Regions from separate parts of the Homo sapiens genome. Here region 2 is linked to region 1. The links are chromatin loops, found by intact Hi-C in ENCODE. Cell type or tissue: PC-9. All regions are shown on one strand. Each heading gives the region's core, and the rest is flanking DNA. Links, peaks and the distances in the headings are about the cores only.

The links. Peaks named below come from ENCODE experiments on the same cell type or tissue, not always from the same donor. Only the 100,000 strongest peaks of a DNase experiment are listed, where the experiment ranks them.
Region 2: it touches region 1 in a loop (5-fold over the local background); 4 of 110 quality-filtered maps call a loop at or near these places.

The regions. Positions count from the first base shown.
Region 1 is chr6:21,272,143-21,284,918 of GRCh38, forward strand. No RefSeq gene overlaps it. Among named protein-coding and RNA genes, the nearest start is that of LINC00581, 230 kb to the right of the region's middle. RefSeq lists enhancers at 3,441-3,945, 3,946-4,450. In PC-9, for the core only: no CTCF peak of the experiment used is centred there; a DNase peak (open chromatin) is centred at 5,629.
Region 2 is chr6:21,214,449-21,227,224 of GRCh38, forward strand. The region is part of intron 15 of CDKAL1 (CDKAL1 threonylcarbamoyladenosine tRNA methylthiotransferase); the gene reads left to right. Among named protein-coding and RNA genes, the nearest start is that of LINC00581, 290 kb to the right of the region's middle. RefSeq lists an enhancer at 8,693-9,210. In PC-9, for the core only: no CTCF peak of the experiment used is centred there; DNase peaks (open chromatin) are centred at 5,563 and 6,013; H3K4me3 peaks cover 1,080 bases; H3K27ac peaks cover 3,199 bases.

The DNA of each region.
Region 1 (12,776 bases), core at 1,778-9,777:
GATTTCAAGCCCAGAGTTCAGGAATAGCCAGGAGATAACGTGAGTTATATACGCACCAAGTAGCACAGGCCATGAAAGACAGCAGGGGTTGGAACTAACCAATTGGAAACGTAGCCAGGAGCAAGGTGCAAAAGCAAAAATGGTGTTCCCATCTTCTTGGCTTTCCAACGGGGCTGGAAGTCATAGTGTGCTCCATCTCAGACTAGAATTTATATCAGATAGACTCTAAGACAATGACATGCAGATTTTCGAATTTCCCACACTTTTCAAGATCAAATACTATCTTTTCCTATACCTTTCCAGGTTTTCCTCACCGTTTGCTCCGAATCAACGGCTCCTTCATTTTGTACACCCATGAACAGGACTCTGTCCCTCTTTTGAGGCACACGGAAATGACGAAGTTGAAATAAATTAAGACATTTTTGAAAGTTCAGACATAGCTAGTATGATTCAAAGCCAGTGATCCAAACCAGTGATTCTGACACCATGGCCAGTGTTTTCTCTCTTTTTTGGGGGAGGATACATAAGTATTTTAAGTACATAGAGTTTGAATTGCCAACACGACACCCATTTGGGGATTTGCAGTGGGAGGGGAACAGTGAGTCAAGAAGTAGAGAAAAGTCTAGGCTAGAAATGTTCATTCAGGAGTCATTTGGTTGAAAGTCGTGAGATTGATGAGAATGTTCAGGGAGAGAGTATCAAGGGAAGCACAGAAACCTGATGATAAACTTGAAGGAATTACCCAATTTGGGTGTCGAAGGATAAAATGTAAGCAAATAGAAGGGGTAGTCAGAGAGGTGGGAAGAGAACCAGAAAAGACTAGTGCCATAGAAACCAAGAGAGTTATAAGTAAGAGGCCGTAGTCAAGAGGATTTAATTGGAATTACTGGTTTGCAGGAGATCAGATCCAAAAAAGTTGTTTTTTCTTTTTTTTTTTTTTAAGTTAAATAGGCAATTGACCTTAGAGATCTTCAGTCTAGGCCTCTTTTCTGAGTTTCTGAGTACTATATTTGTATATCAATGTGCTTACTTGACATCCCAAAGGTACCTCAAATCATATATTCTTTCTTTCTCTCTCTCTTTTTTTTGGGCACCAAAGTGGTCAGCAAAGCAAATCATATATTCTAATGTCCTGAACTTACATCTTCCTCTCTTTACTCCACCCCCCAAATGTGGTGCTCCTCTATGGCTGCTATTTTAGTCAATGTTTCTAGCATCTATTCTGTTATCCAAGAGTAGCCCTTGGCCACACCTTCTTCCTTACCTACTGTATACAATTCAACATCTTCCTAGCTGCAAGGGAGGCTGGGAAACTGGCTGGCATTGGCTTGGACTGGGACTTGGCAAATGTTTTCTGTAAAGGGCCAAATAGTAAATACTGTAGGCTTTGCAGGCCATATGGTCTCTGTCACAACTACTAAAATATGCCCTTGCGGTGCAAAAGCAGCTATAGAAAATGAGTAAATGAATGGGCACATCTGTATGCCAATAAAACTTTGTTTATAATACCAAGAGCTGGGCTGGATTTGACCCAGGGGTAATTTGCCAACTCGTGCCAACAAAACATGGCCTGTTCTGAAGAGCTGGGAACATCATATTTCCAAACAAAGTCATGATTCTGTAAACTAAAAGCCAGAGGGTATTTAGTGGTGGGTATTCAGTGTCTGCTACCCTGGTCAGTAGGATTTACTTCTCTGGGATGGGAACTCCCTATAACAACTATCTATCAACTATTGGAGGTTTTTGTTGAATTATGGAAACTCTACTTTTGTGTGTGTGTGTGTGCGCGCGTGTGTGTTTATGTGTTTAAGACAGGGTCTAGCTCTGTCTAGGCTGGAGTGAAGTGACACGACCACGGCTCACCATAGCTTTGACCTCCTGGGCTCAAGCAATCCTTCCACCTCAGCCTCTTGAGTAGCTAGGACCACAGGCACACACAACCATGCCTGTCTAATTTTGGGGGTTTTTTAGTAGAGCTAGTAGAGACAAGGTCTTGCTATGTTGCCCAGGCTGGTCTTGAAGTCCTGAGCTCAAAGCAGTCATCCTGCCTCAGCCTCCTAAAGTGCTGGGATTACACGTGTGAGCCACTGTGCCTGGCCTAGTTTTTTTTGTATTTTTTGTTTTTGTTTTTGTTTTTTATTTTGTTTTGAGATAGAATCTCGCTCTATTACCCAGGCTGGAGTGCAGTGGCGTGATCTCAGCTCACTGCAACCTCTGCCTCCCAGGTTCAAGTGATTCTCCTGCCTCAGCCTCCCAAGTAGCTGGGATTACAGGTGCGCTCTGCCACACCCAGTTAATTTTTGTATTTTTAGTAGAGACGGGGTTTTACCATGTTAGCCAGGCTGGTCTCGAACTCCTGACCTCAGGTGATCCTCCGCCTCAGCCTCCCAGAGTGCTGGGATTACAGGCATGAGCCACCGCTCCCAGCCTACTTTTGGTTTTTGATAAAGGGTACGGTTGAATGTTTTTTTCTTCTTCTAGCTATTGCTGGTTAAAGACTTAGTCGTTCTGACCACTGACTTTGGAAAAGGGCCCCACTAATTCTACCAATCACTAAATTATCCAATTTCTAAACTGATGCTCTGGCTCTAGAAACTTGATGGAAGGAAAAGTAAGACTGAAATAGCTGGAGGGAGCTGTGAGGGCAGAGCACCTGCGCTGGTGTGTATGTTAATTTGTTTGGAAATATTTATCTATGCATACATAGATGGTACTCTTGATGAGTAACTATATTTGTGCTGCACTTACATGCTTTTTCTCCGCCGTTAATGCAATCAGTGCACATTATAGAGGCATGAATATGCAAATGTTGAATAAAGCTTGAATTTTTAAATTAAAAAAGCTAAATCAGGGGAATTATAAGCACCCAATTTAACATTTTAAATATGAAATGAAATGTTCTCCTTCATTCCCATTCATTGCCAACAAAAATTCGTGGATTTTGTTGATATTCAGCAAGGAACTTGATTATTTTATCCCGATCTGTTTTTGAAGGAGTTGGCTTGGGTTTTGGAGAGATCAAGACAAGTGGAGGATGGGGGAGAAGTGTAAGTCTTGAGGAAAATGTCTAAAGAACGACTTTTTTTCCTGTCCTGTTTGATGTCGTTGCCGCACGAAGCAGCTTATTGCGTGTGTACTTGCAAAGGGTATCAGCATATAAATACTCAGTTGGGAATTAAATTTCCGAAAAGAAGCATTTTCCCCACTCAATTTTCTCTTAATTCAGAAAAATTACTTTTAAATTGATGAAGCACAGCAGCTTATAACAGTTACATTTTTCTCCCCCAGGAATAAATATAGGCTTCTCCCTGCTCCCTTTTCAACCTGGTAAACAAACCCTCTCTCTTCAGGCTTGACTTTCCGAAGAGGAAAACGAGCCTCTGTACTGGTTTGGGATTAAAGAGTCTGCACTACAATCGGCTGATGATTTATTAAACATTTCCTCATGTGGAAATCAGTACCGTCCATAATTAAATTACGAAGACCTATGCCAGGCCCTTTGGAGTTTAGAATCTTCCATGGTCTAAGCAGCTGGGTGAACTTGGCCTAGTGGCTGGTCATGATATCAATAGTAATTGTACCTTATAATTATGAGGCACTTTATTCAAAGTACTTCTGCCTGTGTGTCCTGGTTTAGTTTGAAACCTACCTCTGGGCCTCAGGGGAAGAATGGATTAGGCCACCTCTAAGTCCCCTATGGAGCTACTGCTGTGAGTTCTTTTTTTTTTTTTTCTTTTTTTTTTTTTTTTTTTGGAGTATCGCTCTGTCACCCAGGGTGGAGTGCAGCAGCATGATCTCGGCTCACTGCAACCTCCGCCTCCCGGGTTCAAGCAATTCTCCTGCCTCAGCCTCCGAGTCGCTGGAGCTACAGGCACACGCTGCCAGGCCCAGCTAATTTTTTTGTGTGTTTTAGTAGAGACAGGGTTTCACCATGTTGCCCAGGCTGGTTGCGAACTCCTGAGCTCAGGCAATCCACTCGCCTTGGCCTCCCAAAGTGCTGGGATTGCAGGCATGAGCCACTGCGCTCAGCCTGCTGTGAGTTCTATAAGGTATTGAAGTGGAGAAAAAGGGAGAGGGCTAGGCTAACGATAATGACATCAGATTTAAGTTTAATTTATATACTGGTGTGAACAAGTAGGAAATCCTGTGTGCAGTGACAAAACCAACGCTTGATCCCTGCTTTCCAATAAGCATTAGTATTTATAAAGCTTTGCACTTTGGCTTCCTGGACTGGTCATTTTATAAAGGAAATTCCTCCTACAGTTTATCTTATCCTCAGTATTTTACACCAAGTATTACTCTCAAAGCTCAAAGCATGCAATCTGAAATTCTTTGGAGAACTTTTTCCATTGCTGTAGGAAGTCTGAAGTCCTTCCTGCTACAATGGAAGAAGAAAGAAGTGCTCAAGGAGTGACTGAATCACCTAAGTTAGCATTAAATTCATAGCTACAGAAAAACCATGTCTCTCTATTCTCTTGTCTTCTCTGAGATGGAGGGCTGGCAAATGTTATTTTGTAATATCCAGTTTCAACTAAATGTTGCTTTTATTTAAACACAAGTGAGAAAAAAACATATTTTTATTTATTTATTTGTTTTTGAGATGGATTCTCGCTCTGTCGCCCAGGCTGGAGTGCAGTGGTACAATCTCGGCTCACTGCAACCTCCATCTCCAGGGTCCAAGTGATTCTCCTGTCTCAGCCTCCCAAGTAGTTGGGATTACAGGTGCCCACCACCATGCCCAGCTAATTTTTGTATTTTTAGTAAAGACGAGGTTTCGCCATGTTGGTCAGGCTGGTCTAGAATTCCTGCCCTCAGGTGATCCGCCCGACTTGGACTCCCAAAGTGCTGGGATTACAGGAGTGAGCCACCACACCTGGCTAAAAAAATTTTTTAATGTTTTATTTTGAAATAATTTTAGATTGCAGAAAAGTTTCAAAAATAATACAGTTTGCTTATATCCTAGTTTCTACTGATATTAACCTCTTAACATTACCACAGAACATTTGCCAAATCTAAGAAATCAAAATTGACTAAAGTCCAGACTGTATTCAGATTTCATCAGTTTTAGGAGAATATTTTTAAGTCCTAAATATCTGAGTGTATGCAGAAGGTTCAGCTCGGCTGTTTCAAACTCTATGAAACTGAGCTTATGGGATCAATCATATTATTGAATCACAGAATGGTATATAAGGAAAGAATTTTAGAGCCCATATAGTTAGTGCTACTTTTAAAAGAAATCCTCAGTTTTGTAAAGGAGGTGAATAAGTCCTTTGAGGAACCTGAAATTATTCAGGGCCAACATAACTTTAGTATTCTCTGCCCAAACAACTCTGAATAGTGGTGGCTTCGGTCTTGGCTGCCCTTTTCTTGTTGAGAAAGAATCCTTGTATGCACAAACACATTCATCCAGCATTGAAATGAAAACATCTCTTACATTGTCACGCGCAGAAACATCCCAATACTCACAGTCCTTTTAACCTACAAAAGGAGGAATTCTGTGGCATCAGCCACTGCAGAACAGAAAGGTGGAGTTTGTGGAGAGGGCGCGATAAGGTCTACTTCCAACTTGAAACACGACAACGGTGAAATGAGTCATGCTAAAACTCTTTGGGTTTCCTGGGAGAGGCATTTCATTAGGGCTGTCTGTGTGGATATGGGTTAATCCCAGGTACTTGTAAGGTGGTGTGATTCTGCATATCAACACAGCAAGGAGCACAGGAGACACTCTGTCAACATGCATAACCATTAGTCCATCTACAGCTGATGCCTCTGAGTCATCTTATTGAGAATCAGGGCAACCCGAATAAATTTCTCCCTAGCAGTACAGATGGATACCAGGAAACCAAGCAGATGCATTGTAGCTAATCAGGCAGAGGCACAGCAGGGTAACAAGAAGCTAAGATTCACATGCCTTCATGAACCTTAATTAAAGAGCTCAGTGCCTCCTTTTGTTTTATCTGTTGCCAGTGTTTTGTCTCCTATTGTGACAGGTTTTTTTTTGTTTGTTTGTTTTTTGTTTTTTTCAAGTAACCATCAATTTGCTGTGATAATCTAATGAGGAGACAGAACAGTCCTATCTATGTATGTGAAAGAGTAGGGATGGTTATGGCTGCCCAAGAGTTAAAGAGCCGCTGCTCCTGCAGCTGCAAACCAACCTCACAAGAGCCAACTAGAAGGGAGGCAGGAGAGAGGGTGGGAGGAATCCAGGATACCGCAGGACTCATCTCACATTGTCTTCTGCAATCACCAATAAAAACCCAAAACCAAATGTCTTTAAGGGAGAGAGAGCTAAATTATTGAGCAAGCTCTTAACAGCAGGCAAGTAGAAAAGGCATCTGCAGATCTGTGCTTCACACCCCAGTAATAAATACAGTGTTGAGAGAAGAAATCTGTCCAAGCAAACTCACAGGGATGGGGACAGACTCTGCTATCAGTCTCCTCTGACGCGCAAAGATTTGAGGCAAAGGTTGTTGGCTGGGCCCGATGCCCTTCCATGTGAGCTGGGAGGGGTGACCGGGGTGAGAAGATACCAAAGCCCATAAATAACTAGATTTCCTGTAGTTGAGGGATTAACCCCACAGCAGTTCAAGAGAAGCCAAGGAAAAACTGGTCCCTGCGGAGTATTACAAACATATCTCTGGGCAGAATTTCAGTTTTGCAAGATGGAAAGAGTTTTATGGACGGAGGGTGGTGATGGTTGTACAACCATGTGAACACATGTAATGCCACTTAACTGTACGCTTGAAAATTGGTGAAGATGGTCAATTTTATGTTAACGTGTATTTTACCACAATTTAAAAAAAGTATCTAGTATCTCCACGCGGTGTCTGCATTAAAGGGGTAAATGTGCCGCTCCTCAGAGCAAGTTCCTTGAGGGCAGGAATAACTATTTATTTGCCTTGCTCTCTCTAGTTCTGGGAATAGTCGTTGGCACATGGTACTCTGCTCAATAAAAGAGCATAGTTATCTGCTCTGTTTCTTGGGCTTAGTTTTGTGGATGCTTCTAAATGACACAATCTCACATGTGTGGCTGGAAGGCAATGGAAAGAGGCATTGCATCCTAACAATTTGCATGTCAAGGTAGTTGGGTAGTCTTGGAAAGAACATTGAATTATAAAGCAGAAGCCCTGAGTTCTATTTGTAGTCCATGTTTTAAATTCAAAGTTCATTGGCCAAGACATTTAAATTCAAAAGTTCATCGGCCAACTCTCTGGCCCAGTTTCTCAGGACAATCCTGTTTGATGGTGTACTCATGGGCTAGACAAGCTGCTATAGGCTATGTTGCCCCTTTACATCTTCATCATACTTAAATCTAGATAAATTCATATTTTTAGATGACAGCCTCATGCCCCTCCCTCTGTCATCCCCCCAAAGCAATGAACTCCAATTGTAGAGATTAAAGAGACCAGAGGTGTCAAGAAATGAAGATACCTAGTTTGGGCAGTGGGCCTAGGTGTGAGATCAGCCCTGTTTTAAAATCCAATAATTCACTGCCCCAACTGTGGCTGTTCAGAAGAGCTGTGCTCACTCACACATCACTAAGAGTGTGCAATCACAGTGGTCGAGGCTCAGTGACCTTATTCACTCATCCTGCAGGGCCTGCTTGACTTGCAACTCTCTGCTCCTTTCCCCCGGCTCTCGGGCCATCTGGCTTCATATTTTGGATCGTGATATTGATCTCAGGTCCGCCATGTTTTGGTGACCCATTGGACTCTTCCCTGCATGCTTCTCTGTAGAACACAATAGATCCAAAATGGTGATAAAAATGAGTCTTGACATGTGTGAGTTGATGCCTGGTGTTTAGTCAATTACAATTAGTAAGTTATTAAGTCAGGCCAGAAATAGAAGCATAGATTGGTTTTATTGTAATCTCAAATCTCACAAAAGACCAGCAGACAAACTATGAGGATTTCTGCAGCCCTCATTTGGAGAAGCCCACCATACATTTTCTTCTAAAAGTGATGGGATATCACTTTTGAGATTTTGCAGAGTGTGACTTCTGATGAAAAGAGACTTTGGAAGATGCCATTCCATGGCTCCCTTCTCTTCATTTGCTAGTAGGTTTTTCTTTAAAGTATACATCTTTCAAAAGGACAAAATGCTTTTTTATCATTAGCTTAGTTCCTTGTGAACCAGGGTATGGGACTCATAAAAGAAATGACATCATATATGAATGAAGATTGACTCCATTTTAAATCAAACTGGTTGAAGGCACCTTGATTTCCTTGAAAGTAAATCTTGAAACATATCCTTCTCCGTTCTTGACTTTTTGACCTATATTGCAGATCTGGAATCCCGAGTGGAAAGCATGAGTGTAGATCAGTCATTTTGACTGGAGATATCAGTTGGCTGGCCTGGAGACCCCTTAGGTTCTGGAAACCTTCGGCCTACAGCTCATGTGTTAATTTAGGTTTGTCATGCAAATATTCCTGTACTCCCAAACTACGTCAGATTTGCCAAAGTGCACTTTGGGCATCTGAGTGCAGGGTTGTTATACCCTGTACACACTATTGTGTATGTATCTCTAAAGGGCTGATGGTTTGCTTAATGATTCTCAGTAGAACACCTTGGAGAATTACACCCCTATATATTCTCATCAATCCTCCACTGGTATTGATAATGTTGGTTGGGATTTGTGTTCATCATCTACTAGTGACTCAGCATTTGAGGCTAAATGAGAGTATGCTGAATTTGCTCCAAGGACATAATAGAAAAGTGCTGGAGTTTAAGGAGCTGGTGTATAGCCCTTGCATTTTTTATTTCTTATCCTTATGATTCAGCCAAAGACAAAAATTGAAATTTCACTGGTTGGGTGCTGACCATCAGCCTGGAAGCTGGGGAAAACTGCACAGAAGGCAGAGGTCACCGCTCATTTCTGAGAATATAAATGTAAATGGCAGAGAAGGAAGTTAATAAGTGAGTGACAGAAACAAGTGAACACATCCACAATCAACGATCTTCCCATTGTATGGCTTAAAGATCACCTTTAAATGAGCAGACTGATTTAGGGGGCATTTTATCTGCTTCTAGGGTACTCCTGCTACAGTTTTCCATTTGAAACCCATGCCTATTTGAATCAATTTTTTTTTCTAATTCATCAGATGAAGTCGGTTAGTTTAGTCAGATTTTAGCCACACATACTCCAAGCTAGTGAATGATTTTACTGTTCACTCTTTTAGGCCTCGGGATGGAGTTCACAGAATTTTAGAAAACCCAGATGTATGGAGTGAGGAACAAGCTGATGATGTGTGTCCCATGACTCCTCCCTCTCCACCCCACCCGCATCTCCCACATGTACTCTGCCCTTCAGAAGTGTGTGGTGTGACAAGGAATATTAATGTGACCACTGAAATGGAATGAATAGAATCTGGGTGGGGCACAGGCCTCTGGCCCCTCTGGCCCTTCCCACTGCCTGTCTCTACCCCACTTTCATGCTTATCTAACCCCTCCCAACCAGTCACAACCCAGCCTCTTGGGAAATCAAGACCTTGGAAGCTTATTATGTGACCGTGTCCTCAGGCTTCTGGTCCTTTAGCTCTTCTCTTTCCTGATTGATTGGAAGTCCTTTCTCCACTTATCACCAGAGCTTTGTCACTGCTCCCTCCCCCTTTTACAGATAGCTCTGGGATGCATCAGAACCCAACTGTCCTTGTCAGCCTTCCTTTGAACCTTTGTAAGGACAGCGCAGTGCAGAGTTGTTTTAAGAATTTCCTATATGCACCGCAGAAGGGGTTTGGAAAACCCAGGATGGGGCTGATTAGGGGGATGGGCGTGGTACTTGCCTTCCCCTTACATACGTGGCCTGTGATATTTGTGATGTTGAGATTGCCTTAGGTGATTGTGTGAGAACTTCTCCTTGTAATAACTGTGTTCCGTTTCTCTTCCCAGAGCTCATCTCGTGAGCAAAATTCCCATTTCTAAACATCTCCTTTATAAATATCCTGAACTCAATGGTCTCTTAAGAGTTTCTGGGTATTTAGCAGAATCTCAAGGGGCCAGACCGTGGGTTAACTATTAGAACTACTTAAGTAGTTAGGGTTCTGAAATGGAATGAACTGGATGCCTCAGGAGGCAGTGAGTCTCCCCATGGCAGGAGAAGTTAAAGCAGAAACTGGTGAGGATGCTGTGGAGGAGACAGAAGTGTCAACTAGGTACAGGTGGCACAGGTGGCAAGCAGCCTCTGAGATGGCACCCAATGACCCCACTTCCTAGTATGCATGCCCTTATGGAATCCTTTCCTCTTAAGTGTGAGTTGCATCTAATGACCTTCTCTAAGTGAATAGACAGTGATGGGATATGACGTCTGAGCCTAGTTTGCATACGAGTGTAACTTCTGTTTTGCTCTCATTCTCTCTCTTGTCCTTTCCTTTGCTTACTTGATGAAGCTGTCAGAAGTGTTCAAACCAGAGTGACTCCATTTTGAGTGAGGGCTAGGAAAAATGAGGCTGGGACTTGCTGGGCTGCATTCCCAGAAAGTCAGGCATTCAGAGCCTCTAGATGTTTACAGTTAAGGGAACAGATTGATAATGTTTACTAAACAGACCCAGACTTGGGAGTGTCCTAATATCCTGATATCTTGAGAACGAAGGCATTCTAATTTTGCTTTAAAGATAATAATATTAATTCTTACAAAATGAGTAATTAAGAAAATTAATCCTTTGTCACAAACTCTTGTAGCAGAGCATATCTCCCCATAATCTTTTTTTATCCTATATACACGAACATTGTACCTAGGGTGGATGCATTCCTCCTCTTACTTTTGGGAACACCCTACTCTGTCTATGGAGTAGCTGTTCTTTCTCTACTTTACTTTTTTTTTTTTTCTTTTTTTTGAGATGGAGTCTTGCTCTGTTGCCCAGGCTGGAGTGCAGTGGCAGGATCTCAGCTCACTGCAACCTCTGTCTCATGGGTTCAAGAGATTCTCCAGCCTCAGCCTCCCAAGTAGCTGAGATTACAGGTGCCTGCCACCACACCCAGCTAATTTTTTTTTTTTTTTTTTTTTTTTTTAGTAGAGGCAGGGTTTCACCATGTTGGCCAGGCTGGTTTTAAATTCCTGATCTCAAGTGATCTGGCCACCTCATCCTCCCAAAGTGCCAGGATTACAGGTGTGGGCCACCATGCCCAGCCACTACTTTCTTTTTTTTTTTTTTTTGAGACGGTGTCTCGCTCCGTCGCCCAGGCTGGAATGCAGTGGTGTGATCTCGGCTCACTGCAAGCTCTGCCCCCCTGGGTTCACGCCATTCTCCTGCCTCAGCCTCCCGAGTAGCTGGGACTACAGGCACCCGCCACCATGCCCAGCTAATTTTTTGTATTTTTAGTAGAGATGGGATTTCACCGTGTTAGCCAGGATGGTCTCGCTCTCCTGACCTCATGATCCATCCACCTTGGCCTCCCAAAGTGCTGGGATTACAGGTGTGAGCCACCATGCCCGGCCCTACTTTACTTTCTCAATAAACGTGCTTTTGCTTTGCACTGCGGACTTGCCCTGAATTCTTTCTTGTGCAAGATCCAAGAACCCTCTCTTGGGGTCTAGATCAGGACCCCTTTTCTGTAACAAAGCCAGCCACCATATTACAAGCTGCCATTTGGAGAGGCTCTCATGAGAAGGAACAAAGGGAGGTCTCTGGCCATCAATTTGTGAGGAACTGAGACCCTCAATCTAACAGCCCAGGAGGATCTACTCCTGTCAACAGTCTCTTGAGCAAGCTGGGGAGCAGATCCTTCCCCAGTCAAGACTTCAGATGACCACAGCCCCTGTGATCTCACCAAGATTGCAACCTGTGAGAGACCTTAAAGCAGTGGACCCAGCTAAGTCACACCCAGATTCCTGACCTACAGAAACTGTGAGATGATAAACGCTGTTTCAAGCCACAAAATATTAGGGTAATTTGTTATGTAGCAATAGATAATTAATCTAGCATGTTGAATAGTTGACCTCTGGTATCCCTCCCACATTTAGGATTTTATGAGTTTTCAGGGATTAAAAATGATATTGGAAGGTATTGACTCTATTGATGTCCAAACCATTCTTTTTATTTCTCTTTTCTTCTAAGTTCAATAAATGGTTGTGCTTATCTGTGGGGATTCATTTTTCTTTGTGTTCAGGCATGTCAGCTAGCTGAAGCCTTATTGTGCTGGCTGGAGAAAGTGAACTAATTCGGGCAAGGATCTTTGAAAACCCTAGGAAGTCCACCAAGGAAAAGGAAGATACCATCTGCTCGCTAATGCAGTGTGCTTTGCATGTGAAATAAGAGCCATCGCAGCTCAAATAAGCAATTCCAGTGTCATTGATTGCTCTGGGTCTGAGCAGTTTTTTCTAATTTACCCTATTATTTTCACCTTTAGTGCAGGGCCCATCAGTGCTGGTTCTGAAGGGTTCCTTCAGTCATCAATTTGAGGAGCTGCCACAATTGCTTTCTGCATAGATATATTTGTGACTTAAATGCTCTTGGTTCAATAAAAGAATTATAGTGCTTTATTGTGACTTGAGGAAGCCCAGGCAGGCTTTGCCACCGCAGTTCCGAAGATCTATTACTCTGCCAGACCGGCCCACTGAGTTAATGTTTTGTATTAAGATTTCTAGTCTTCATTCCGAGAAACAGAGAGGCAAGTGACTTGCTAATGCTTGTTGCTGGAAGAAATAAAAGATGTAGTCTGAAATCTAAACGATTTAAATAAAAGAAAAATTTCTGCACGGTGAACCAAATTGCCCTTCTTTCCCCACCAGGCACACAGGCCGACTTCACAATGCTTGAGCAACGTTGTATTTTAAACCA
Region 2 (12,776 bases), core at 2,129-10,128, 57 kb before region 1:
TCGAGAACACTGGCCTCCATGCTGCTCCTTGAACATGAACACACGAGGTCTGCTCCCTCAGGAGGGCCTTTCCAACTGCTGGTCCCTCTGCTTGGAATGCCCATCTCTTAGATGTCCCTGGTACATACTTCATTCAGGTCTCTGCTGAAGCACCAGCTTATCAGTGAGGTCACCCTGGGCAGTCGTCTATAAAACCCCAAGCCCTCACCATCCAACACAACCTAGTACTTCCTATTCTTACTCTACTCTATTTTCTCCATGGCACATTTTATCACCAGACATATTAAATATTTACATGTTTCTTTTGCCTCTAGTTACCAAAATTGAAGCCCCATGAATGCTGAGACTTTACTTCATTCACCTTTGTGTCCTTAATGACTAGGATAGGGCCTGGCAGGGAGCAAATGCTCAGTAAACGTCTGTTGGATGAATGAATGAATGAATGAATGAATGAATGAATGAATTTGTTCCGGAGATATATGTATACCCCTTACTGAAAAGGACTGCAAGACCAAAAAGCTGGTTATCCTAGATATGGGTTATCTTTTGCCATGATAAATGCCCTATGACAACCAACCACAGAACTGCAGTGGGGCTCAGCTGATCTCAGCCTGGCTCACTCACACATCTGCAGTGCACTGTAGGGTAGCTCAGCAGCTCTTCTAAGCTTGGTGGGGCTTCCTAAAATGTATGGAGGTTCAGCAGGCATTTGGTGGATCTAGATGGCCTCAACTGGGACTCCGTGGGTGAATCAGCCCTGCTCCGCATGCCTCATCCTTCAACTGGCTGACCTGAGCATGTTCCCGTGGTAAAGGCAAAGGAATAGCAAACAGACATGCACAAGTGCTTTTCAAGCCTCTGCATGCATGATGTTTGGTAGCATCCTGTTGGCCAAGTAAATCACATGGCCAAGACCAGGGACACACTACAGAGTTATGTGACAAGAAGATACAGATACAAGGAGGTATAAGGAATTGGGAATATTAATGTATTCAGTCTACCACACCCTATGAAATCTTGGTGTTTTTGCCTGTGATCTGCGCAACTTTCCTCCTCCTTTTCTACGTCCCCAGAAGACATCACATTCAGTTTCAACCTGAGATCTAATCCTTTCAGCTCTACAACTCAGTGTCTTGTTTTTAGGTAGTGAGTTGTAGAGCTGGAAGGGTTGGATCTGGTAAAAAGAATCTGAAATCTAAACGTTAATGGAAGCTAAGGGACCTTGTCATAGTCTTTTCTATGAGGAAATGTCAAGTGCTCTAGATATCCGGTGCTTTTCTCTGAGGTACAATTGTACCCAGCAACTCAACAGTATCACCCTGGGGACCTGTGGTAGGCAGAATAATGCCCCCCACTTCACCCCCCAAAGGTGATCGTGTCCTAATCCCTAGAACCTGTGAATATGTTAGATTACATGACAGAGAGAATTAGGGTTGCATATGGAATTAAATTTGCTCATCAGCTGCCCTTAACATAAGGAGGGTATACTTGATTATCCAGATGGGCCCAGTGTAATCACAATGGTCCTTAAAAGCAAAAGAGAAAGGCAGGAGAATCAGAGGTCAGAGTGATAGGAATGCTGACTTCGAAGATGGAAGCAGGCTGTGAGCCTAGGGATGCAAGCTAGAAAAGGCAAGGCAATGGATTCTCCCCTACAGCCCTAGAAGGAGTCCACATCACACTTGATTTCAGTCCATTGAGACCCATCTGACTTCTGAGTTCCAGAACTAAAAAATGGTAAATTTGTATTGTTTTAAGCCATGCAGTTTATGGTAATTTGTTACCGCAGCAATTGGAAACTAATTGGGAACTTATCAGACTGATTTTATCCCATAGAATCCATGTAAAAAATGAGAAGGTGTATATTGGCAGGCTGGGCATAGTGGCTCACTCCTGTATTCCCAGCATTTTGGGAGGCCAAAGTGGGAGGATCACTTGAGCCAAGGAGTTCAAGGCTGCAAGTGAGCTATAATTGCACCACTAAACTATAGCCTGGACCACAGAGAAAGATCCGGTCTCCAGAAAAAAAATAATAATAAGTGTGTATTAGCAACCAAGTGGCTGTTCATGTCCCATCTATTTTCCACATTGACCAATCATTTTAAGAAAGGTGTGGTGGATGGGTGGGGAACACCTAAGGCATTGACAGGCGGTAAAGGAAACGTGCTAATGGAGAAGAGGGAGGTTAGCGACTGGGGCCCATCTAAGAAAAGAAAGAGATTCTTAGGGGACTGCTTGGAGAGTTAATGTTTGCAGGAAGCCCACCCACAGGTCTTGAACCCCCATCCTGGACCACTTTTTCTTCCTTTGACCAACCCTTCCCCAACCCTCATCTCCAGCCCAAATCTTGCTAGAGCTTCTAACTTACATCACATCAGCTGTGATGAGGACTTGGTGTGGCCACTTATCTGCAATCATTTCTCTAGTCTGGGTGCCATACCTAGGAGTGGCATTGCTGGGTTGGCCAGAGTGTACAGCTCCCACCTTACCAGGTAATGCCCTCCTGTCTCCCACAGTGGCTATGTTAATTTCTGCCATTACCAGCAGCAGTGTCATAGTGTTCTGGATCCTCCACATTCTCACCCATACTTGATATTGCTCATTTTTTTTACTTTTTCCAACCTGGTATATGTAAGCTGGTATTTTTGTATTTTTAACTTGTATTTCTCTAATTACAAATGAGGTTGAGCATTTTTTTTAAAATATATTTATTGGTTTTATATATATATACACACATATATATATATTCAGATTTTCTCTTCAGCAAAGAGTCTGTATAAAAAGTCTTTTGCCCATTTTCTTCTATTGGACGATACTTTTTCATTGATGTTTAGGATTTCTTTTTCTTTTTTTTTTTTTTTTTGAGTCAGGGTCTTGCACTGTTGCCCAGGCTGGAGTGCAGTGATGTGATCATTAGCTCACTGCAGCCTTGAAATCCTGGCCTTAGGTGATCCTCCCACCTCAGCCTCCCAAGTAGCTGGGACTATAGGCATGCACCACCATACCCAGCTAAGTTTTATTTTTTATTTTTTATTTTTATTTATTTATTTTTATTTATTTATTTTTTAAGATGGAGTATCACTCTGTCCCCCAGGCTGGAGTGCAATAACACGATCTCGGCTCACTGCAACCTCTGCCTCCCAGGTTCAAGCAATTCTCCTGCCTCAGCCTCCCAAGTAGCTGGGATTACAGGCGTGCACTAGCACGCCTGGCTAATTTTTATATTTTTAGTAGAGACAGGGTTTTGCCATGTTGGCCACACTGGTCTCGAACTCCTGACCTCAAGTGATCCACCCGCCTCGGCCTCCCAAAGTGCTGGGATTACAGGCGTGAGCCACCACATCTGGCTATTTTTGCAGAGACGGGAACTCGCTGTGTTGCCCAGGTTGGTCTCAAACTCCTCGCCTCCAGCAGTTCTCCTACTTTGGCCTCCCAAAGTACTGGGACCACAGGCAAGAGGCACTGTGCCCAGCTGGGATTTCTTTATGTAGTCTAGAGTCAATTATATGTGAAGCAAGTGTCTCTTCCCAGTTTGCAGCTTGTTAACCTCTCTGGTTAGAAGTTTTGTTCTTTTGTTTAGAACTTTGTATATTTTTGTGATTTGTTTAAGAAGTATGTCCTCCCTACCTTGTGGTTAGAAAGGTTTTCCTCCCATATTGTCCTAAAGTTTTTCTAGTTTTTCCTTAGCCAGGTAAATATTTAATATATCTGAAATTGATTTGTAAACATGGTAGGTAGGGGTTAAATTTCATTGTTTTATCTGTGTATAAGCAACTGTTCCAGAAAACTTTATTGAAAGTCTGTCTTTCCTATTGGTCTTCAATGCCTCTGTTATGAATCAGATTTCTAAGTATGTGTGAATTGGTATCCAGCCCTCTACTTGGCAACTTTTTGTATTAGTTATCTGTTGCTGTGTAACAAATTACTTCAAAACTTAGAAACTTAAAACAACAAACATTTATTACCTCACAGTTTCTGTGGGTCAGAAATCTAGGTGCAGCTTCTCTGGGTGCCCGTGGCACAGTACTGCTCCTTCGGCTGCAGTCAGGCTGGCAGCCGGGGATGTGGCCTTAGCTGAAGGCCCAACTGGGGAGGATCTGCTTCTAAGCTCACTTTTATGGTGATGGCAGGATTCAGTTTCTCATGGGTTGTTGCTTTAAGGTCTTAGTCCTTGGCTGGCTATTGGTCAGAGGCCTCCTTCCATTCCTTCTCCTGTGGACTTCTGCATAGTGCAGCTCACAGCATGGCAGCTGGCTTCCCTCAGAGCAAGCAAGCAAGCAGAGAGAGAGAGAGATGGAAGCTACAGTACTTTGTAACCTAATTTTGGAAGTGGCATCCATCATTTATGTTGAGCATTAGAAGCAAGTGAGTACATTCAGACCATAGCCAAGGGGAAGAGATTACATATGGGTGTGAATACCAGGAGGCGAGGCTCACTGGGGATCATCTTCAGGGCTGCCTACCATACTTTTATAGTAACATAAGTAATTAAGTTTTTTAATATTAATCTAATTTTAAGTGCCTTTCCATAGGATCATTATTTTTTACTTTTAAAAACTATATTCAAAATAGAAAGGGAGAATGGGCATGTCTTGGAACAGATTTTTGGAAGAAAGCATAATAGAACTTTGGGAGTGATAGGAAAATATGTAGAGATGTGATCTTTCTTCAGATGGTTGGGTTCAGTTTAGTGTAATTATAGTAAGTACAGTCATCTCTTGGTATCTGTGGGGGATTGGTTCCAGGACCCCCGATGGGTACCAAAATTCATGGATGTTCAAATTCCTTATATAAAATGACATAGTTTTACATATAAACTACCCACATTTTCCCATGTATTATCTCTAGATGACTTTTGATATCTAATACAATGCCTACACATCTCTTCAGATTCATGGATTCAACATAGTATTCAGTGTGTGACAAATTCAAGTTTTGCTTTTTGGAATTTTGTGGAATTTTTCCCCCCTGAGTGTTTTCTATTTGTGGTCAGTTGAACTTGTGGGTGTGGAACCCACAAATATGGAGGACCAATTGTATAAACCATGTAATTTTTCCTAACTAGTTTATCTGCATTTTCCAAGCTGCAAAACTATCATGGTGATATGTAGGAAACATTTTACATATTAGCTTCTCATTTATGAGATTCTTTGAGATAGAGAAAAGCACCTGCCGTCTCCTTTATTCGTTTTATGCAGTTTATAGAGCTCAGTGATGCTGAAACCGTATTTCCAGTGTCACTGAAAATGATACTAAGAACAGGATGAGAGGGTTGTATTGTAATAACAGCTAACATCACACATGTCTTCTTTTTCATTTAAAATACAAACCAAACATCTGCCAACACACTTTCATGGTTACCTAGTTGGAATGAAACCCTTAGGAACAATTATTTTGAGTTGAACTGATGACTTAAAGATGAAGTTTAATACACCCAATTGTTATGTTTGTGAACATCCTGGCTCAGTGCTTCCTGTGTGCGCTGCATGGAATGAGAATGGTTTCGGGTGTGAGAGACTATTGAAAAGATTTCTTCATCAGTAAAGCATCTTGACCCAATTCACCTTTTATTTCTTCAACTTTGCCACACCTGTGGGGCAGCTTTCATTCATACTGATGCTTATCTCCAGCCACTAATGAGGAATAGATGAGTTCAGGTTTCTACTACTATCATGAATGTTGGGATTACAGGCTTCATGGTTCTAAGTGTGCCTCTTGGTTCCTTTTTTATGTTAAAGCTCGTGCGTGCGTGCGTGTGTGTGTGTGTGTGTTTGCGAGCACATGTGCACTTGTCCATATATCTTAGGCTGATATTTAGTTAGCAGAAGAGACTTAAATGACAAGTTCTAGAATAATTTCCAAATTTCCAAACTTTGACCCAGTAAATAACTAACTTGTGTTTTCCTTATGTGCAGTTACTAAGAGAACCTTTTCTACGTACCTCTCTTTGGAGAAAAAAATTTAAACAATGAGGAAGCAGTAAAGATAAATGTATCTCCAGCTAAGGTGCCAGATCTCTGATAGCATACCTTCTTGGCAGGGCTTACTTTGTGGAATTGGAGAAGTTATGTATAAACAAATGCCAGCGCACCACTGTTGGCAAAGATTTCTATACTGTGTTATTAATTCTAGATCTGGTTCTTCTGTCCTACACCCTCCCCTTATTTTGGTAAATGTAACAAGCCAAAAATTAGGAAACTATTATAAGCTCATTTGAGTGAATATTTGTTACTAAGCCAAAGATTAAGACAGCTAAAAATGAAGGTATTCAGATAGAAGCCCACAGCTGGAGTGTCGAGAATGCATTACAAAGCCTGAGGGGCCACCTTTGCTCATTCCTTCTTATGAAGGTCTGATGCAGCAGTTCCTGTTAGGGATGCTTACCTTAGGAGGTGCTTCCTGAAGTTTATACTGGAGAGATTAAAATATAATTGTGGGCCAGGCACGGTGGCTCATACCTGTAATCCCAGCACTTTGGGAGGCCGAGGTGGGTGGATCACCTGAGGCCAGGAGTTCAAGACCAGCCCAGACAACATGGTGAAACCCCATTTCTACTAAAAATACAAAAATTAGCTGGGCGTGGTGGCACATGCCTGTAATCCCAGCTACTCGGGAGGCTGAAGCAGGAGAGTCACTTGAACCCGGGAGGCGGAGGTTGCAGTGAGCCAAGATCACACCACTGCACTCCAATCTAGGTGACAGAGCGAGACTCTATCTCAAAAAATAAAAATAAAATGTAATTGTGATAGAGATAGCTTATAATTTTGTATTCAATACCAGAATTTTTTTCATGGAGGGGAAACAAGGTCTTTCTCTGTCACCCAGGCTGGAGTGCAGTGGTGCCATCACAGCTCACTGCAGCCTCCACCTCCTGGGCTCAAGTGATCCTCCTACCTTAGCCTCCCGAGTAGCTGGGACTACAAGCACATGCCACAATACCCAGCTAATTTTGTATTTTTTGTAGAGAGGGGGTTTCGCCATGTTGCCCAGGTTAGTGTAGAAGTCCTGGGCTCCAGCAGTCCACCCACCTTGGCCTCCCAAAATGCTGGGATTACAGGTGTGAGCCACCATGCCCAGCCAATTTCAAGATTCTTTTCTATAGTATACTGTACTGCATAATGTATGTTTTAAGATTGTTTCCTTGCATTGGTCACATATTTGGTTTCAGTAGGTTTTCTGCAGAGCCCATATGTTCAGGCATGGTGGGGGGAAAAAAGCCTGTTCTAAACTCTAATTTATCCTGAGATCTGAGCTATCAAACAATTTTTTCTTCATCCCTGTTAGATTGCACTTCAAGCTCTTAACAGTGCCTCTGAGCCATGAGAAAAATTTACACATGAGAAATGTTTTGAAGCCATTAAAGTAAGTTCAGAGCTTAAGAGTTGCTTTCACATCTCTTGAGTCAGATGAAATGCGGGCTTACAGAGAGTAATAATTAGGTGATGGGCAGATGCCAAGCTTTGTTTTTTGATACGATTATCTCTGTCTTTCATTTGGCACCGTTCAAGTCTGCAGGTTGGGCATTCTGAAAGAGAGGGATCACTGAGACCACACAGGGGCACATCAGATCTGTTCCTTTGGTGGACGTCAAGGCAGAATTACTCAGAATATAATCTGAAATGCATTTGATCATACAGTAGATAGTTTAATAATTTATGTTCAGACTTATTAGCAAAGCCTTGTGTTTACTCTGCTGTCACCAAAATAAGATAAAAACCCACCCGTGATATTAAGATTAGACAGTTCGCATGTGTATGTATGTGTGTGTTCAAGTTTAAAATTTTTGTTCATGATTGTAATGACCTGATAGCAATTACACATTTGGGGTGAAAGGGGTAAGGGAAAAATGTCGCATGAATAATGTCTGATGTAGAATTTCTCATTCCCAGAATTGAAACAGAAAGGCTGACAGTATTGCGCTCTAATTGCGTGACTGTGTGACCGAGGTCTTATAATGGAAATGTTCTTCCAAAAGAAATGGAAAGGAGCGATTAATTCCAACTTCAATTTGTTGATCCTGTTACATTCCAGTGTACCTATAATGCTGATGGACTATGCATACAACATTGTTTTAACTGACTTCAAGATAAAATACTGGCATTTTTGGTTTGGAGATAATTGGGTACAGCTACTTATATGATATTAAAGAGCTCCCAATTTGGGGAATGTCTAGAAGAATAAAGGAGAAAGATAGCTTGGCACCCTTAATCCCCTGTATGTCCTGGTATCTGGTAATAACATGAAGCCCAGGGACAGGGTTGTCTTGTCAATTCAAGGAAGGGAGCTGGCATGTGGAATGTGATTGCAGGGCCCTGGTAACACCTGCAGGTGTCAGGGACAGAAGAACTCATTTGGAAGCTGCACCGCAAGATGGGAAGACAGGTGGCAACTCTCTTACAGGGATATCTTTTATTTGAGCAGAACCAGACCAACTGTTCCTCATTAAAACACATTTTGCAACGTGTTCTCATGTGAGCGCATCAAGTGTGTGTGCATGTGTGTGTTCAGAGCATACTCAGCGATGTGCCATCTACAGGTCACAATTACAAATTCGCAACGTGGCTCAGAACTGCAAGACAGGTAGCGTGAAATGTCTCTGCATAACATGCGGCTGACTTTTCTGGAATGGCCTCTGTAGGGAAACTCAAAATAACACCATTACCTCTGTGAGGTGCAGGGGCAAGTAAAATGGATAAAATCTATTTGGTGGGACTGTTGATCTTGATAGTCATTGTAATAACTATGCAGTGCCCTTGCTCTTTCTCATTTGTATGGAATTATCAATGTATCTCAGAAGTGTTGCTGTGGGGCTGTACTTAGTATGAGTAAAGCCAGGCCACTCATCTGCTTCACCATTTATACTATCAGAAATTTGGGCAAGTGACTTAAAGAGAGGGTTAACTCCTATTAGCTACTTCACTGAGTAGTCTGAAGGATTAGAGAGCACTTAGCGTCCTGCTGGGCACATGGTGAATGTTCTCTAAATACTCCTTCTACTTAGTATTTTCACATAGAGCCTATCCTCTGCCTTTCTCGCTGAATCCTTGTGCTTCTGGTTCTCCAGCCAGGTACCATATTACAACTTATCAATATTTTGTATGAGAAGGAAGAGGACTTGGAAGAAAGGCCTCTAAACAACATGACTTCCTTCCATTGGAAGCCCAAGCCCATCCAGCCCCCAAGAAGAGAATACTTGTAACTAGGTGAAGAAATGACTAAAGGAGGCAAAGGAATAAGTAGAAATGCAAATACCAGTTCAGAAAACATTAACTGATCATCTCTTGGGTGCCCTTTCCCTCGGAGTCTTGTCTCTTGGGGCCAAAAGACCTGTGAGGAGGACACATCTGAAGGCCCTGGAGGCCTGTTTCCTCCCCATTTTCTTAGGAAGCAGCTAGCTCAGCAAGTCTGTTAGCTCAGCAGAAGGAAAAGGCCTTAGCAGAGGCTCGGCCGTGGAGGTTTGCTGTCCTCTTCCCCCAGGAAACTTCACGGTCAGCCAGCCACACAGTCTCCTAGAGGCGCCCTATCCCTCTTTCCTTGTAAACGTGTAGAGCATCACACTTCTGTCAGAGTGTGTTCTCTTGGGCAGCTAGTTTAGCTCTGCCTGAACTGAGTACGCTTTCTGGTGGGATGCAAGCTTGGGGGCTCACATATGTCAGGAGTGGCAGGCACAGTCATGTCCCCCACCCAAAGATGTCCATATCCTAATCACCTGAACCTCCAACGATGTTACCTTACATGGCAAAAGGAACTCTGCAGATGTGATTAAGATAAGGATCTTGGAATGAGAGGATTATTCTGGGTTATCTAAGTGGGTTCAATGTAAATCACAAAGGTCCTGATAAAAATAACCCTATGATCACCTGAGGTCAAGAGTTTGAGACCAGCCTGACCAATATGGTGAAACCCCATCTCTACTAAAAATGCCAAAATTAGCCAGGCGTGGTGACACGCGCTACTCGGGAGGCTCAAACAGGAGAATTGCCTGAACCCAGGAGGTGGAGGTTGGAGTAAGCCGAGATTGCGCCACTGTACTCCAGCCTGGGTGACAGAGTGAGACTCTGTCTCAAAATAATAATAAACAATAACAATAATAATAATAGTAACCCTATGCTACTGGCTTTGAAAATGGAAAAAAAAGGGTCACAGGCCAAGAGATGTAGGCAAATTGTAGAACCTGGAAAGGGCAAGGAATCAGATTCTTCCCTGGAGCCTCCAGAAGAATGCCTCCCAGCCAACACCTTGACATAGAACTTCTGACCTCCAGAATTGAAAGAGAATAAATGCATATTGCTTCATGCCCTAGGTTTGTGGTGTTTTGTTAAAGTAGCAATAGAGAACTCACATAACATGCTGTTTCTCTGCTGGTAAGGTTTTTCCCTAGTAACCCTATTTCATATTTATACTATGTAGTATTGGTGATGTATGACTCCTTGTCCCATTTACTTGTCAGTCTAATAAGAAATGTAAGAATAGGTAAATGGCAGTTCATATGGAAGGGATATTTGCTCCTATATAAAATGTGAATATATGGTAGTAAGTAACAGGTAGCAATGGCAGTATGCATTCAGCTAACACTGGCCCCTCCTAGGTACCAGGTCCTGGGCATCTATTGGAGAGAAAGGCCACCCCTGCTCAGAAGGAGCACGCTTAGGGTGATGCAGGAGCCAGGATCCAGCAGGGTGCTCACCACTGTTGACACGCGCCATGAGGAGGGCCAGCTGACAAGACGAGCAGGCCCACACGGGGTGGGCAGTGGTTGAGAGAGGTTTTCCTAAAGCAAGTCCTGTCTTAGTTGAGGCCTGAGCAAGCAGTAAGTAGAGGAGGCAGGGGCGGGTGATGGTTTTAGTTCGGAGCTTTCCAGGAGGTGCACTCCACCGGCTTTACCATCTCAGAGCCCGGGGAGTAAGAGGTGCTGACTTCACAATGGACGTAGCTTCTTCCTCATGGGTTAGTGAGGAGGTGCAAGGCAGGACGCTGTCATCTCAGTGTTGGTAGTAAGTGCTGTGGGAGGCTCTGGCCTTCTCTGTTTTTCAAGCTACACTCCTGTGACGTCACCGTCACAGCAGCCCTTATTGTGAACCTTCTGTATTCCAGGCACTCTGCCCGGCTGTGGGCACATTACTTCTATTCCTTCTGATAACTTCCTAAGGTAGATGGCTTTCCTTCTTCACAGAAAGGATAGCCAGGCTTAGAGAGTTTAAACTACCTGCCTAAGATCACATGGCTGTCTGAACCTGCGTTCAGTTTGGTCTGCCACAATTCAAAACCCATGCTCATTCATTATAGTGTGTGCCTCTTAATGGTATACATAAGGAACAAAAATAGCACGGGTCAATTCTATTTTAGAAGCAAATAAAATAATGACTTTGTAATTTACAAAAAGAATTTCTGAGGACGTTTGCGTTTTTCATTAGAACCACAGAATACCATGGAATAAGTTAATCTGAATTGACATTTAAATGTTCAGAACACTTAATCTATATATATCTAATTTAATCCTCATAAAAACCCTATGATGCACAAATACTAGCAGTATCTCCATTTTACAGGTGAGGAAATGGAGGCAAAAAGAGGATAAAATTTGCCTGAGAATCCTCAGATGGAGCTGGGATTAGAGCCCAGAGCTCGAGGACTTACTGCTCCTAGAACCGGTTCCATCTGTGCCTTGTGGCGTGAAACATGCTCAAGTTAAAAGCATCTCTTTCCTTTCCCCAACAATACGTGCACAACTGCTAAAGACGAAGGAAATAGAGATAGACTGTTGTTATCATCCCAACTGTCTGTATTTATCTTTAACTGATTGAAATCTGATCCCTAAAGTTTCTGAACATGAAAGTTTTTTTTTTTTTTTTTTGAAATTTTGGTATCCATACTTGGTTCTGCTTTAACAGATTGATTACTTTGATAGGATTTGATAAGCTACACTTTTGAAAATTAGTAGATTATTTTTAAGAGTTAGCAAGTAAGTAGATTTAGAAATTAATCAAGGGAGCAGTGAGATTTACAAGGGAAGACAAACCCATGTTAATCAAAGTTAACACAGAATGCACGATGGGAATTTTAGTGCGCCCCTTAGTCTTTATTATAACAGGATAAATAACTCCATTTAACAGATAAATAACGCCTTTTGCGTAAGCAAAGGTCATATCCTGCCTTGTTTCAAATTTCTGTTTTTAAAAAAGCATTTCTGAGTAGAATTTGAGTTCTTAAAAATTGTCTGAGTTGATGTTCCAGCTTGTTTTTTTTGTTGTTGCTGTTTTTGTTTTGTTTTGTTTTGTTTTTGAGATGGAGTCTCACTCTGTCACCCAGGCTGGAGTGCAGTGGCGCGATCTCGGCTCACTGCAAGCTTCGCCTCCTGGGTTCACACCATTCTCCTGCCTCAGCCTCCCGAGTAGCTGGGACTACAGGCTCCCGCCACCACGCCTGGCTCATTTTTTGTATTTTTAATAGAGACGGGGTTTCACCGTGTTAGCCAGGATGGTCTCATCTCCTGACCTCGTGATCCGCCTCGGCCTCCCAAAGTGCTGGGATTGTAGGCGTGAGCCACCGCACCCAGCCCCAGTTTGTTTTAATAAGCAATAACATTATTCGAATTTGGTGTATGATACTTTGAGCGATGCAGATATGTATTGAATTTCAGGAATTGACAATCTTGATAAGGTTTTAAAGGTTTAGGGAAGGTCTGAGCCTCTGTTTACTTTCTAGAACTACGCTTGTCGTGTGTGTGTCGACTTTTTCTATCGGCTGTTTATAATCACTTCGCCTATAAGCACTTT